2 separate regions of the Homo sapiens genome follow, and region 1 is linked to region 2. The links are chromatin contacts, found by POLR2A ChIA-PET in ENCODE. All regions are on one chromosome and are shown on one strand. The core of a region is the stretch at or near the end of the contact, and the rest is flanking DNA. Distances in the headings are between cores, read along the strand shown.

Region 1 (2,700 bases), core at 113-2,612, 92 kb before region 2:
CTGTTTTATCACAGGAAAAAAAAAATTAGTGCAGAGATATGTGAATGAAGGGACAGATCTCTCCATGCAGTGCCCCAGGCGCTGGGGAGCCATATTGTTCGTGCTGGGTGATATTTTTCCAAACAATACTCCGCAGTGCAGCACCAGCCAAGCAACAGCCCAGCAACCACATGCAACCTGTTCCTGCCAGTGGGGATCACCACATTCCGTACAAAAATAAAGAGCTGTGTTTACTGCCCAATTCACTCATCAAGAACACTCTGATCCCAGAGCAAGCATAGGGAACCATTATATTCCTCCTTCACAGCCCTTCCAGGGGAATTAGGAATACAGCTCTGCTGTCATTTTATTTTCTGCCCAGAGCCCTATGAAAGTGAACTCTGATTATTAATATTTTAAGCATGTAAACAGCAAAACCCCATCCATGTCCTCGGTCTTGGTATCAGGATCCGGCACCGTGTGGGAGGACCCAGAAGCTGAGGGGCAGGCTGTGGTTCAGACATTGAGCACCCAGGAGCCATGTGGCTGGGTGTCTGTCAGTTAGGAATCCAGGTATCGGCCCTGGCCTCATGAGTGTTTGTGTCCAAGCTAGCCGCCTTCTTCTTTTGTACAAATGTAAGGGGTACAAGTGTAATTTTGTTATACAGCTATGTTGTGTGATGATGAAATCTGGGCTTTTAGTGTATACATCACCCGAATAAGGTATGTACATAGTACCATTCAGAGATTTCCCATCATCTACCTTCTTTCCACCCTCCCACCCCTCCTCGTCTCCAATGTCTATCATTCCACACTCCATGTCCACGTGCACACATTAGCTCCCACTTGTGAGAACCAAGCTAGCCTTCTAAACCTCTCCAGGATCTTTCTCTGGTGACAACAAAGAAATGAAGCAAGAGAGTGATCGGAGATGAGGGCAGGGGCTGCAGACTTGGCCAAGGCGTAGCGCATAGCAAAGGCCCAAAGAACTGAGTACCCTTCCAGTTTAATTGGTCCTTCAGAAGAATGGAGAGAATAGTACATTGGGGGACTAAGTGGGAAGAGATGAGAATTGTATTAAAAGCAATACAAATGTTTCTTTTTAAGGAATGGAAAGAGATTCTTGAGAAAGGCGACCCACACACGCGCACAAGAAAACATCAGCACTCATGCAGGAACAACGAGAGGCCATAGGGAAGTATTTTTAGCAAGTGGAAGTCAATCACAGCAGGGAGAGAAGAGGGGTGGGTAAAGAAGGGGCCTGGAGCCTCGCAAGTAAGCCCAGAGCCCTGCAGTGGAAGCCACCTAAACCAACACCATTCTCCCTCATCCCGTGCCTCGCCAGGATCGCTTGGAATGCCACTGGAGAGGCAAGATGGTTTTAGAAACAGGAAATTGGAAGTGTTCTGCTTAAAATGCTTCAGGCTCTGTGTGAGAGAGAAAGAGAGGGTCTGTGTGTCGATAAGAGGAGTGCTTGTGTGGACGCTCCCAGGTCGGCTTGCGGGCAGCTGGGCGGCATCAGGCGGGCCTGGCCTTGTTGACTGCTCTCATCAACAAAGGCTCGCTTGTTTTGCTAGCCATTTTCCTTGCATTTCAGAACCAAGGGTCCTTTCTTCTTTTTTCTTCTCTTGCATCAGAGAAAGCTGTTGTGTGCGGATGCTCAGGAAGGTAAACATATGCATTTTAATATCTGTGGCTCCCCCACAGTCAGTGAGCTATTTCCTCCACCCAGGTGGAAAGAGGATAGCGGGCCTCTCTGACATGCTGGTTAGTCTGAAAACAGACCGCTAAATGCGTAATGAAGAGCCTCCGAGGAGTCAATCTGCATGTTAAAATGGTGTTCAGCAGCCCGGGCTGTCACACAACATAACTTGAAGATGAATGTGCATCCAATCAGACGGCCAATCGCTGACTGGGAGGGTCCTGGCTATTAGGATTACCTGACTGCTCGGTGGCAGTGGGGTTTCCAAGGGGCCACAAGTTAACCAGCACCCCCCAAATCTGTGACAAGACAAATGAGCCCTCTCTTGGGCATCCCCAGATTTGCATGGTCAGAATGATGCCGAGAGACAGTCTGAACCAGAGAGGAACAGTTAAAGAAGCGGGTATTGATCCCAACAGAAAGACACAGGGCTTTCAGCACGTTGGAGTCCAGGGGCTGGAAGCGATAACAAAGGAAAATGTTCAGCTTGACACTTGGAAGCAGAAAGGCAGGTTCTGAGCAGCCCCACACCAGCAGGTACTACCTGCCATAAGGTTTGTGTTGCAGCCACTGCAGTCACTGCTGCTGCCACCACAACTACAGTTCATAGCCAGTAACAGCCTTCACATGAATGATGTGTAGACACCACTTTTGTCTCTGAACGCTTGACAACAATTAGGACCTGACTCCAGGAGCAGGACGTCACAGGAACACCGGAATACTGGAGAAATGAGGTTAGAGCAAAGAAATTAGCCATCTGCCTGGTGAAGACTGTGTCCTCGAGGTAGCATTTACATAGGAACAACAGGCAACACGTATCCATTTTCATTATCCTGTGCTACAGATAGACAGAGGACAAAAGGGCTTTAAGAACCGTGTTTTCTTTAAGGCCCCTGTACTTAGCGAGGCTGTATGTCCTTTTTTCCCCTTCATTCAAAATGCCTGCTGGAGCTGCAGCTAAATGACAAGCCCTGGGGAAGGATTCCTATCAGCTGGAAGTTTTATGCATTGCTCCTTTT
Region 2 (2,700 bases), core at 22-2,521:
TTCTTCTTCCTTTTTGGACTGTGGCCATTACCACCCAAAAGGCCACTGGTGACCCAAGGAATGTCTTGTCTAAAGCCTAACACTGATACTCTTGCAAACCGTAACTACAACTTTCTAGAACTCACAGAAGTAACCAAAGTTTTTCCTCCTGCTGCTTCTCGTTCTTGGCATGATTTTGCTTCTGATGGTTGTCTTTCCATTAACATCTTTTTGAGTGGCTATGATAGGTTGAGTGAAAAGATACTTGATAAAATTCATACTTTATATTACGGCTATGCAAGGAATAAACAGCATTCCCACGTTTCTTTTTCCTTGGCTAAATCCATAGGCCTGTTTCCCACGAGGTAAAATGTAGTAGTAGCAGAGGAAGGCTCTAGTCCTTCCACACTCACTGAAAATTTCTTTTTTTTTTTTTTTTTTTTGAGACGTAGTCTTGCTCTGTCGCCCAGGCTGGAGTGCAGTGGCACGATCTCGGCTCACTACAAGCTCCGCCTCCTGGGTTCACGCCATTCTCCTGCCCCAGCCTCCCGAGTAGCTGGGACTACAGGCACCTGCCACCGCGCCCGGCTAATTTTTTGTATTTTTAGTAGAGACGGGGTTTCATCGTGGTCTCGATCTCCTGACCTCGTGATCCGCCCACCTCGGCCTCCCAAAGTGCTGGGATTACAGGCGTGAGCCACCGCGCCCAGCCCACTCACTGAAATTTTATATGAACTTTTTTGGAAACATAACACAATTGTCCCATCATTTATTGTTTTGTAATACACCTTAAATTATTCCAAATGTAAGCATCAAGTTTTTCCACAACATATCTTTATTCAAAATTAGGTGTGATAAGATTGTTTTAAAAGCACCTTCAAAAATAGCCCAGGTTAGCCTTCATAAAAGTCTAATTATTTAGAGGTTTTTCTAGTGGCCTTGGCTTGGCATCTGGGGACAAAGAGATAATATTGTGTAAGAATGTCCTAAGTCCAAACTGCACTGCAGAGGGCAGAAGCCCTTTGGGTGTCTGTCCACATAAATTGATAGGCATGTGTGCTTTTGTGTCTCTTATCTGAAAGAGGAAGAAGGCCTTTGAGCAAGGAGAAAGGAAATAAAAATAGAGGGGATGTTTTGGAGTTCCCCTGCTGCCCTCACAAGCTAGGGAACTAGTTTCACACCTAATGGGAAACCAGAGACCAGAACAGATGCTGACGGATCGTCCTCATGAAAAACTTGGTGAGATTCCAGATACAAGTGGTGCCATGCCTCAGATGACAGAAGAGACAAAGTCGGGGAGAGTCACACCCTTAATCTCCCTCTGCCACAGACCCAGAGCAGCTCCTGGTGGTGGTGGAAGGCACTCCAGAACCTGGGGAGGGTATTGTACTCACAGAGGACTGGGGAGCAGGACAGTGGCATAGCCCCTTGCTTCAGCTGCTTGCCAGCAGGAGCTGTGTCCCTGGGCACATCCCCTGTATTCCCAGAAGGAATTGGGAAGATGGGGAACCGGGGTGCTGGGATCCTGGGTGAGCAGCAGGTGGCTGGAAGCCACTGAGATTTAGGCAAGGATGTGATTGCAGCTGCGTTTGTGCTCACAGGATGGCAACACCTGGAGTACTGGAGCAGCTCAGCACCATATCTCTGTACCTTTCTTTCTCAAGAAATAGGCCCTTTGTCCCCTACAAGTGGCTGGTCACTGCTGAGCTCACCCCAACCTCACGTCCCAGCTGTGCTCATTGTACTTTCACCCTGGTCCCTCTTTTGCTGACCTGCCTCAAGCCTTAGTCCCTTGGAAATGAGACTTTGCCCATTTCTTGCTATCATCTCTCAGAGATTGAAAATAATTGCTGGGCGCAGTGGCTCATGCCTGTAATCCCAGCACTTTGGGAGGCCGAGGTGGGCAAATCACGAGGTCAGGAGATCGAGACCGTCCTGGCTAACACGGTGAAACCCCGTCTCTACTTAAAAAATATAAAAAATTAGCCGGGCGTGGTGGCGGGTGCCTGTAGTCCCAGTTACTCGGGAGACTAAGGCAGGAGAATGGTGTGAGCCCAGGAGGCGGAGCTTGCAGTGAGCCGAGATCACGCCACTGCACTCCAGCCTGGGTGACAGAGTGAGATTCCGTCTCAAATAATAATAATAATAATCATCATCATCATCATCATCATCATCATCATCTGACTGCCAGTGGGGTGCCCTGTTTGTTGCTGACAGTCTTCCCTGCTGCCTGCCTGGTGAAAGCACCAAGTATTGGTTTGGCCTTGAAATACCTGGAATCCCATTCTACCTGCTAATTGTCACCTCCTCCAGCCCCTCCACCATGTGACCATGTCCTTCTGCCTGATTCTGGGTCCCTCCAGGCCTGGATGGTGTCCCACAATAACACGTCCTCAGTAAGCTGTCAGCAGGCATGTTTAACTCAAGGGGACCAAACTCTGAAAATTACTTCTTGACAATCCTGTCAGTGGCTAATTACAGTTTCATTGACATGAAAATAATTTATAGCCTCTTTTAAGTCATGAAGGCAGATATATTCTATCCTCTTATTACAGGGGATCCTCAGGAAAATTTCCCAAATGGAACAGCAAACAGCCTGCAGTAGCTGTCAATCTTCCCTTCCTGTGAGAACAGGGGGTAGAGTTGATTATGACCACTGTCTCCTCTCTGCATGTCCATACTGGAAAAACAGGCTGTCCATGGGAAAACAGGCTGTGTATA

The links. ChIA-PET counts read pairs that join two places held with the same protein, here RNA polymerase II (POLR2A).
Region 1: POLR2A ChIA-PET joins it to region 2 with 17 read pairs in activated T-cell. The contact joins two enhancer-like sites. POLR2A ChIA-PET finds 5 or more read pairs at or near these places in 2 of 52 experiments (OCI-LY7 and activated T-cell).

The regions. Positions count from the first base shown.
Region 1 is chr4:139,782,998-139,785,697 of GRCh38, reverse strand. All of the region lies in intron 2 of MAML3 (mastermind like transcriptional coactivator 3), which reads left to right. It overlaps LOC124900782 (a long non-coding RNA gene), which reads left to right. Exons shown (of 2, transcript XR_007058277.1): 2 at 1-2,700. Among named protein-coding and RNA genes, the nearest start is that of MGST2, 120 kb to the right of the region's middle. Within about 2 kb of position 1,362, at least 2 of the 41 ENCODE cell types and tissues checked have a DNase peak (open chromatin) inside an H3K27ac peak, as active enhancers do.
Region 2 is chr4:139,691,127-139,693,826 of GRCh38, reverse strand. All of the region lies in intron 2 of MGST2 (microsomal glutathione S-transferase 2), which reads right to left. Among named protein-coding and RNA genes, the nearest start is that of MGST2, 27 kb to the right of the region's middle. RefSeq lists an enhancer at 1,176-1,225. Within about 2 kb of position 1,271, at least 5 of the 41 ENCODE cell types and tissues checked have a DNase peak (open chromatin) inside an H3K27ac peak, as active enhancers do.